Linked DNA regions of Homo sapiens: region 2 is linked to region 1. A link is a loop called in an ENCODE intact Hi-C map of the cell type or tissue named here. Cell type or tissue: pancreas. All regions are shown on one strand.

Evidence for each region. Peaks named below come from ENCODE experiments on the same cell type or tissue, not always from the same donor. Only the 100,000 strongest peaks of a DNase experiment are listed, where the experiment ranks them.
Region 2: it touches region 1 in a loop (4-fold over the local background); 1 of 110 quality-filtered maps calls a loop at or near these places.

The regions. Positions count from the first base shown.
Region 1 is chr16:74,996,855-75,001,854 of GRCh38, reverse strand. It overlaps ZNRF1 (zinc and ring finger 1), which reads right to left and starts at 2,831. Exons shown (of 5, transcript NM_032268.5): 1 at 1,760-2,831. The coding sequence starts at 2,183. RefSeq lists an enhancer at 960-1,019 and silencers at 1,810-2,119, 2,520-3,039. In pancreas, a CTCF peak has its summit at 3,214 (motif pointing left); DNase peaks (open chromatin) are centred at 1,964, 2,464, 2,884 and 3,204; H3K4me3 peaks cover 2,258 bases; H3K27ac peaks cover 2,506 bases.
Region 2 is chr16:75,412,864-75,417,863 of GRCh38, reverse strand. CFDP1 (craniofacial development protein 1) reads left to right here. Exons shown (of 7, transcript NM_006324.3): 2 at 3,169-3,286. Among named protein-coding and RNA genes, the nearest start is that of CFDP1, 18 kb to the left of the region's middle. In pancreas, no CTCF peak of the experiment used is centred here; no DNase peak of the experiment used is centred here.

The DNA of each region.
Region 1 (5,000 bases):
ATTCTGGAATCCAACTACAAGCTCATAACTGTAGCATGGAACCTGGTAGTAGCATAATAAATAAATTTTTAGTAAGAGGCTTAAGAAATTTTAGCAAAAAAAGCACTCCCTTTCTTCCTCCCTACATATCTCATATGTTTTTCAACACAAAAAATTCTGTGATTTTAGAGAAACTTCTTACAGTACTTTTAAGTTCAAAACCAGATGCTCATTACAGTTCTTTTAAACACCAAACTAGTCATCTCAAAAATATGGCTAACTCTCTGGACTAAATTCCATAGGAAAAATTATTAATTTCAAAATGCCTAATTTTGATCAAATGCCTGAAAGAGCCAAAGGCAATCATGTCCTGCTTCTCACTCAGGGCAGAGTTCCATGAGGTCAGAAAAGCTCCAATGATATCCGGAGGTCTGTCAGAGATTAAAATATCATCCTAACAATTCACAAGCTACTTCTAAGTGTTACCCTAAATTAGTCACTAATCGTTTCTCCCCCAACACTATTTCACAAATTAAAGTTTACAGAATTGACAAAAAACCAAACCAAATGAAAACAAACCCCAGGCTATTTGCAGGGGGGGGGAAAGAGATACCCCAAAAGTCAACCCTATTTCACAGTAGTTAAAAGAGTGATCCAACAGATATTACCCTCCATAAAGTACCCTAAAGGCAGGAGCAATCTTTCCCCTACACTATCTAAATTTTCCCAACTCACCCAAAAGAATCTTAAGATGTAACTTCATCACTCAACTTGCCAATTAGCAAATAGCGGCCCCCACATCCCTTTTGGCCAATTTTCTAGATGCCTGACCTAGCAGACAGACCTGTTTTCCTCCTGCCAGGCCTTTTTTGCCCTCCCGCTAGGAGCCTGGGAAATCCCCCTCCAACCTTTTGCTGGCCTGTCACCAGAAGTTCATAAAATGAATTCATCCAGATTCTCTGAATCCTCCTTTTCCCCAGTCATGTGCCAACAGCCAGGCAATAATGCCCCACCGTGACAGGCTCCCTGTTACAAAAAGATGCAGATTCACGGGAAGACCAAGCACTTAGCATGGAGCAGAAGAAAAAAAGATGGAGGGAGGCGAGAGTCGCGGAGCCAAGCCTGCTGCATGCAGTACGGGTGACCACAGCCCGGGTCCTGCAAAGCCCCCGCGAGACTCGCCGGCTGGGCCCTCCGTACAGCAGCCACACCTGTCTATGCCAGCCGCCTGCCGGCTGCTCCATTTTAAACATTTCAAACAGATCTCCAGCAGGGTGGCAAAACTGGGCACCTCTCTCTCCCAGCAAGAGTGAGAGCCCTAATCCAGGCATCACTTGCCCCTGATTTTATTTCATTTTCACACACTCTGTTTAGGAGACACTGCTTGCTCCAACTGGCTCCATCTCTCCGTTACCGGTGAGGCAGGCACAGTGCTGCAGTGGCAGAATGGAAGTACCCAGGCTGACTTGCTCTCAGCCAGACACGACCTCTTCTCTGAGGAGGGTGATGCCAATAAATGGAACTCCAATAGGTAGGCTTCGCTCTGCCCTTCCACAAGTGAACACACGCCGTGAGTCCCTAAATCGCCAGGCTCCGCAGCCTCGCAGAAAGCCTAGTTTCCAGACGGTAGGTATCCCATTTATCCCTTGGCATCGGGAACCAAAGGGAATGCAGACAGATCCCGGTCGTGCACTACATTCCCAAACCTTGGCACGCACGCGAAGGCTTGGGGCGCCCCGGCGCGCCCTCCCTCCGAGGCCTCCACCACCCGCGGACTCACCACTATGCGAGCTGAACCACCTGGGTGCGATGTGCAGAGGTAGAGCATCCGCCAGCGAGGCTCGGGAGCCCAGGTACAGCATCCCGTCTCTATGGTGACCGCCGCCCGTCTCCTGGTAACCATTGCCATGGGCATAGGTGGAGTCGGACGCAGACCCTCCGCCGCCGGGCGCCCTCTCGGAGTCGCCGGTGCCCCGGGAGGCGGGGGTGTAGAGGCCAAAGGGCACCCCCCCGGCCGTGCTGGGGTCCATGCCCATGCCTGCCACCGAGCTGACCGAGCGGCTGCGCAGCCCCATGGCCCCGCCGCCCGTCCGGTAGTGCCCGAAATGGGGCGCCCCTCCCGGCGGCGGCACGGCGCTGTCATCGGTGGAGACCCCCGGGAAGGGGCCCCGGGAGCGGGCCGCCGTGCTCTGCTTGCCCCCCATGCTCGCCCGGGCCCCGGTGGGGCGGGAACCTGGAGGCCGAGACCCTCCCCCACTTCTCAGCAGCAGGGGGAGGGCTGGGCGAGCATAAAGGGGGAGGGAGTCAAAAAGGAGACCCGGAGGGAGAAAAGGAAAAAAAGCAAAAGGAAAAAAGGAAAAAACCCGCGGGGCGGAAGAGGCAGGCGGGCGGGCGGGGATCCCAAACTCAGAATTTCAAACGATCCAAGGCAAACGCATGTTTCCCCTCAAGGTCCAAAGAGGCGCAGTCCGGCGCGGGCTCCGCGCGCCACAGGCCGCCCCCGGGCTCCGAAAGCCGGGGGAGCCGCAGGGAAGGAGGGAGGGAGGCGGCGGCGAGCGGCGGGCGGGCGCGGGGAGGCGCCGGAGGAGGCCGCCCGCCCCGCGGGAGGAGGCGGAGGAGGGCCGGGGGCGCCGGGCGCGTCCCCCGCCTCAGGACGCCGCGACCATGGACGGCGGCCCGGACCCCTCCAGGCCTCGGGCGGGCCGCGGCGCTGGGCGGCCAGGCGCAGCTCGGGAAGCCGCGGTCGCGTCGCGTCGCGCTCTCGCTTCAGCCGCCGCCGGCCCCGCCAGCCGCGCCGCCCCGCTCGGTCCCGGGCTGCGCTCGCCGGCGCTCCTCGCCGCCGTGGAGACAATGGAGGGCGGCAGAGCGCAGGCGCGGCCCGCGCCCCCTCCCCCTCCCCCCGCCGGGTTAACCCTTTCGCGGTCCCTGCGGCGCCTGGGCCGCTGACGCCCCAGCAGTCCCCACCCACCGCCCGCCCCCGGCCGGCCTGTGACCTGGGCGGCCTGACCACTGGGCGTTAGCCACAGAAACCAGATGTCTTTCAAAAGCAAACACTTCTTAAGTCCCCGAAAGTGGCAAATTATTCAGGGGGAACCAAGTATGGGGGAGGGGCAGCAATGGTTCGAGGGGGTGGGAAGGAAACACCGGGAAGAAGGAGATTTACTCCTTACGCCTACCTGGCTCTGAGGGTCACCGGTCGAGCTCCCCTCCTGGCACAAATTTGCCCCCACAGCACCCTCTGGTGGACGTGATGTCCATTCTTTCGGGGGTTCCCCATCCAAGCACCCCTCACGTCCGGAATCTCAACATTTGGCGGGGTTTAGTTATTTGGGGGTAAACAGCGCCATGGGGACACTTGTGAATCCGGCGTTTTGCTGACACTAGATCATAACTTCCTATTTTGGGCTTAAGCAAATGAGTAGATTCCTTAGCTAAAATGTAATTTTCAGAATCAATAGATGTACCATAAAAAGTGAATAGATATGGGTATGGAAATAGAACAACGCAGCTAGAAGTGATTATAGAAACCTTCTGTCCAAGGCTGGAGCCCTGTTTTGTTTACCATGTGCTGTGTTTCGGCCCTCACCACGGGCCAAGGACACGGTGGGTACTCAATAGGTGTATTGTTGACCAAGCCTGAATCATTTGCAAGGGAGTGTTCCTTTGCTACCTCAAGCCGTCTTTCTCCTATATTCACATTCATTTATTGAACAACTGTTTTTTTTGTTTTGTTTTGTTTTTGTTTTTGAGACGTAATCTCGCCCTGTCACCCAGGCTGGAGTGGTGTGGCGTAACCTCGGCTCACCGCAACCTCCGCCTCCCGGATTCAAGTGATTCTCCTGCCTCAGCCTCCCGAGTAGCTGGGATTACAGGCACATGCCACACTGCACCTGGCTAATTTTTTGTATTTTTAGTAGAGGCGGGGTTTCACCGTATTGGCCAGGCTGGTCTTGAACTCCTGACCTCAGGTAATCCACCTGCCTTGGCCTCCCAAAGTGTTAGGATTACAGGCATGAGCCACCGCGCCCGCCCTGTTTTTCTTTTTCTTTTTTTTCTTTTCTTTTTTTTTTTTTTTGAGACGGAGCCTTGCTCCTCCCAGGCTGGACAACCTCCGCCTTCCAGGTTCAAGTGATTCTTCTGCCTCAGCCTCCCGAGTAAAAGTCTGTTAAAAATTTCAAAATCAGGCCGGGCACGGTGGCTCATGCTTGTAATTCCAGCACTGTGGGAGGCTGGGGGTGGGGGGGTGGGGGGAGATGGGGCAGGGGATCACCTGAGGTTAGGAGTTTGCAACCAGCCTGACCAACATGGTGAAACCTCATTTCTACTAAAAAAAAATGAAAATAAAAAATAAATAAATTAGCCAGGTGTGGTAGCTCACGCCTGTGATCCCAGCTACTTGGGTAGCTGAGGCAGGAGAATGGCTTGAACCCGCGAGACAGAGGTTGCAATGGGCTGAGATCGCGTCACTGCACTCCAGACTGGGCAACAGAACGAGACTGTCTCAAAATATACATATGATATATATATATGTGTATATACATACATATATAGTAGAGATGGGAGTTTCCCCATGTTGTCCAGGCCGGTACTCCTGGCCTCAAGCAGTCCTCCCACTTCGGCTTCACAAAGTGCTGGGATTACATCATGAGCCACTGTGACTGCTGAACAACTATTTATCAAGTGCTAGGTGCTGGCTGTGAGTATCACACAGTCCCTGGCTTAGCTGACTTCCACCTATTAAATGACCCCAGATACTTCTAAACTGGGGGACCAAAACAGGATGTTCAGAAATATTAAAAGAAAACCAAAAAGAGCAAGGCTAGCCCGTCACAGGTATTGATTGTTCCATTGTGGCCAGCCTGGAAACAGGAGGAAACCTATTTGCAAGCATGAAATACCTGGAGGTGAGCAAACAGCCCTGTAGAAGTAAGAATTTTTGCAAGAGAAGTAAAAATAGGAAGAAACAAAATGTGCCAACATCTAATAAATTATCTGTAGGTGCCTATATGAGTATGTGTATA
Region 2 (5,000 bases), 420 kb before region 1:
ATACCAGCATTGATGTTACTACACAGAGTAGAACTTTTTTTTTTTTGTCTTTGGAATGCATCTTGATGAAGATGTATAGTCAGAATACTGTTTTTAAAGTCCTGGGAATAGATCTTTTGTTTATGTGGTTATGTTATCATTTTGGTATACAGTTATGTTTATTTATTCAAACTTTTGAATTTAAGAGATTTTCAAAGTTCTGTAGAGAGATAAACACAGTGAACTCTTGCTTCTACTCTGTTTTATCCTGACCCTTATAAGGAGCTGTTTTCATTAGTTTCTTGTTTATCCTTCTAGTGTCGCTTTTTCCATATACAAACAAATATAAGCATATTCTTAATTCTTCCTTTTTCCTCATCCAGAGCTGGCATATTTCATACACTGTTCTTTTGCTTTTCCTCTCCTTTTTTTTCTGTTTAACTTAAGAGTATATCTTGGAGGTAAATACATAGAAATTTTACACATTGCATTGTAATGACTGTGGTATTCCATTATTTAGATGGACCATAGCATTTTCAGCCAGTCACTTACTGTGAGACAACTTGAGTTGTTTCTAATTTTTTGTTATTACAAACAGTACTGAGTGAATAAACTATTATATATTCTGGGATAGAAGTGGGACTGCTGGATAAAAAGGTAAATACATTTGTGTTTCTTTGTATTTTGGGGTGGTATTTGTTTTTGTTTTTGTTTTTGAGACAGGGTCTCACTGTCACCCAGGCTGGAATGCAGTAGCGTGTTCATGGCTCACTTCAGCCTTGACCTCCTGGGTTCAAGTGATCCTCCCCTTAGCCTCCCAAGCAGCTGGGACCATAGGCATTCTCCACCATGCCTGGCTAATGTTTAAAAATTTTTTTTAGATATGGGGTCTCACTAGGTTCAGGAGGAAGTAAAATTACATTTCTATGTTCAGATTGCTGTCTTAAGCAGGAACTCACTGCTCTCTTCATGAAACACTGTCACTTAGCCCTTGGTGTTTGGGATGTCAAACAGAATTCCATTTTGGATATTGATTGTTTCCACCTCAGCCTCAAATGCTTATTCTCCAGATTTTCACACAGCTGGCTCCTTCTCATCGCCTTTAAAAAATTTTTTAATTTATGTATTTATTTTTTTGAGACAGGGTCTTGCTCTGTTACCCAGGCTGGAGTGCAGTGGTGTGATCTTGGCTCACTCTAGCTTTGACCTCCCAGGCTCAAGTGATCTTTCTGCCTCAGCTTAGACTAGAGGTGTGTACCACCAAGCCCAGCTAATTTTTGTATTTTTTTGTAGAGACAGGGTTTCACAGTTGCCCAGGCTGGTCTTCAACTCCTGGGCTCAGGCGAACCACCTGCCTCGGCCTCCCAAAGGGCTGAGATTATAGGCGTGAGCCACTGGTTTACCTTTTTTTTTTTTTTTTAAATCTCTTTTATCATTGTTTTAGTTTTTACGAGCTTTTTTGTTTGTTTCATTTTTCTGAATTATTTTAAAAGTCTTATTTTTATTCCATGGATGCCACAGTTTCTCTTACCTCTTTCAGGATATTAATTACAAATCCTTTTTCCTTAAGTTTTTAATCTGTCCCCCTCCCCATCCCCTCTTTCTGCACTAATTTTGTTTCCTCTGAATTCCTTTCTGTTTGTCTTGAATCTTGCCTTTCATATTGGAGGCTTTTCTCAAGTGTTTGGTGGTCCTTGGTACATTATAAGTGAAGTATTTAAAAGCTGATTGGAGGCCGTGTGCGGTGGCTCCTGTCTGTAATCGCAGCACTTTGGGAGGCCAAGGCGGCTGGATCACCTGAGGTCAGAATTCAAAACCAGCCTGGCCAACATGATAAAACCCCATCTCTACTAAAAGTATAAAAATCAGCTGGGTGTGGTGGCACACTTCTGTAATGTCAGCTACTCAGGAGGCCAAGGCAGGAGAATCGCTTGAACTTGGGAGGCAGAGGTTGTAGTGAGCCAAGATCGCGCCACTGCACTCCAGCCTGGGTGACAGAGCAAGACTCCGTCTCAATAAATAAATAAAGCTGATTGGATGCACAGGAGTATCACAACAGTACTGTTTGTAATGACTCCAAATTGGAAACAACCTAGTTGTGCATCAGCAGTAGAATGAATAAACGGATTATGGTATAGTCATACAATGACACACTATTTACTGTTCAGGAGTGAGAATGAATAAACTACAGCTACACTGCAACAATGTGGGTGACTCTCACAAACATAATGTTGAATAAAAGAAGCCAGACACAGAAGAGTACACACTGCAGGCTTCTGTTGAAAGTTGAAAAGCAGGCAAAACTAACCCGTGACTTTAGAAGTCAGGATATTGGTTCCCTTTAGGGGTAGGGCAGTTGTTAGTGACTGGAAGGGAGCACAGGGGGCCTTCTGGGATGCTGCTAATGTTCAGTTCCTCGAGCTGGGGCCCTGGTTATGCAAGTGTGTTCACTGTGTGTCATTCCATTGAACTGTATATTAGATTTGTGTGCTTTTTGGTATGTACACTTCAATTGAAAGTTTATATGAAGTAAAAGAGGAAAAAGGTAGTGGAATCTCTGTGTGGGCAGGGTTGGTTTATTGACTGGTACCCACAGCATGTGGTCAGACATCCAAGCAACACTCTTTTGTTGGGGACCCTTGAATGTCAGTGTCTGACAATGGGACATGGGTGTGTTTGTTCTTTCTGCTATGTTTAACTGGAAGTCTTTAGGTTTCCTTTTAAACTTCTTTTATTGAGAAGACAAAGTGTTTTTTAAATTAGATTTGAAAGATACCCAAGATGAGGTAGTGCATCAGTTTCTTCTTTGAGAAACACATTAGTAGAATTGAAATTTCTGTTCATTCACTCATTCATTTAGTGAATACTTAAAAGTCACAATGAACAGGGTTTATGTCCTCTTGGAGTATACAGCACAGCAGAAATTACCAACATTAAATATAAGTGGGATGAGTTTTGGAGGGGAAATAGAGACTGCCATGGAAGCCTACGATAGAAGAACGTAGGGTAGTCTTCAGGGGCAGAGAAGACTTCCCCAAGGAAATGATGTTTTCGTTAGGTGAAGAGTAGGGGAAAATTCACTTTTTCTTAATGAAAATGTCTCGGTGTGAAAGCTTGTATTAATGAAAATGTCTCATCTTGATGTGAAAACCTTTATTCCTGTCTGATCACCCTGTTATGTGATTTCAGGTGGAGAGTATAGTGAAGATGATGTAAATGAATTAGTGAAGGAAGATGAAGTGGATGGTGAAGAGCAGACACAGAAAACCCAAGGGAAAAAAAGAAAGGCCCAGAGCATTCCAGCCAGGTGATGCTGCCTTCAAGGCCCTTAGAAGTTAGGGGCTATTGTCACAACCATCCTGATTGCTAAGATTGGTCTCATGATAGATTTAATGAAGCCAGAGTTTCTAACCCTTTTCTCTTTGAGGGAAACATTTGCTGTTATTTTAGGATTAACTTCTTGGTCTCTGGAAAGCTTTAAACATTTTGAGCTTTAATGTAAAGAAAATGTTAATAGGTAATATGTACATATGGTTAGAACAGAAAATTCAGTCCCTGAAAAGATGTTTACCCTGTTCCTAGACCTTGTTGCTTTGCCTCTGAAGAACTATGCTACCAGAGATAGTCTGTGCATGCAAATGCATATATGTCTATATTTTCTTCATTTTTTTTTTAGAAAAAAAATATAAATAGTAGCATACTCACTTTCTCATTTTCATTTCTCTTTATTTCACATCTTGGAGATAGTACCATGGCAGTATCTCCTCCTTTTCATAGTATTACGTTATGTGAATAGGCCTTACTTTATTTAGGCTTTCCTGTATCGAGGGATGTTTAGATTGTATCTAGTCTTTACTACAACAAAGAAGAGTGCAGTGAATATTCTTTGTATACATGTATACAAAGTATACATAAATATATAAATGTATATAATGTATACATGTATAAATATATCTGTAAATGTAACATTTAGAAGTGGAATTGTTTGATCTAAGGTTATATATGCAATTAAATTTTAAAAATACAGATATTAGCCCATTGCCTGGCATAGGCCTGGTATGGGCTTCTTTTCCCATGAAAATTATGAAAATTCTGACAGGTTATTTAACTTAGATAAGGGCATCTTCCATAGAAGTCTTTTACCTCACTTGGGTGTTTCTGTCTTCCTGGGCATTGAAGCAAAAAGCAGATTATCATTTATGAAAAAGAAAAAAGAATGTAGATATTAGATTGATTCACCTAAAGTCAAAATAGTCTAAGAAGCAATATACTCTTATAAGTCTTGGGCCCAGTTTTTTTGTCCTTGAATTTTTTTTTTTTTTTTTTTTTTTTGAGACAGAGTCTCGCCCTGTTGCCTAGGCTGGAGTGCAGTGGCGTGATCTCTGCTCAATGCAACCTCCGCCTCCTGGGTTCAGTTCCCTGCCTCAGCCTCCGAGTGGCTGGATTATAGGCACCCACCAACATGCCCGGCTAATTTTCTCATCTTGTTGTGATGAAAGTTTATATGAAGTAAAAGAGAAAAAAGGTAGTGGAATCTCTGTGTGGGCCTTGGCCTCCCAGAGTGCTGGGATTACAGGTGTGAGCCACTGCGCCTGGCCTGTCCTTGAATTTTTCTATGTTCCAGCTCTCAGTTCTTCCGAAAGTGGGAAGAAACATGGATTTTTTTCTTTTTCCTTGAGAACTCTTGGAAGAAATAGTGCAAATAAAGTTGAGGCTCTTCTAAATAGAACTTGTTCTACAAATGGAGTAGCTTTAAAAAGTCAACAATGTCTGGCACATATAATATGTTCTTAGAATATTCTTTCTGGATAGATTAATTCTGTGATTAGGTGATTTGGATGTTTTCTTTGTGAAAACAGCTGGTCCTGATTTAGAAGGAGAACGCTATACTTTGATTTTAAGTGATTGGAGAAAAGTTAGCACTAAGAGCTCAGTTTTTTTTTTTTTCAATTCTTTTTTTTTCTTCTATAAAATTTCAGCTTAACTCTTCTACTCACTTCAGTATATTAACCAGTAGTCCC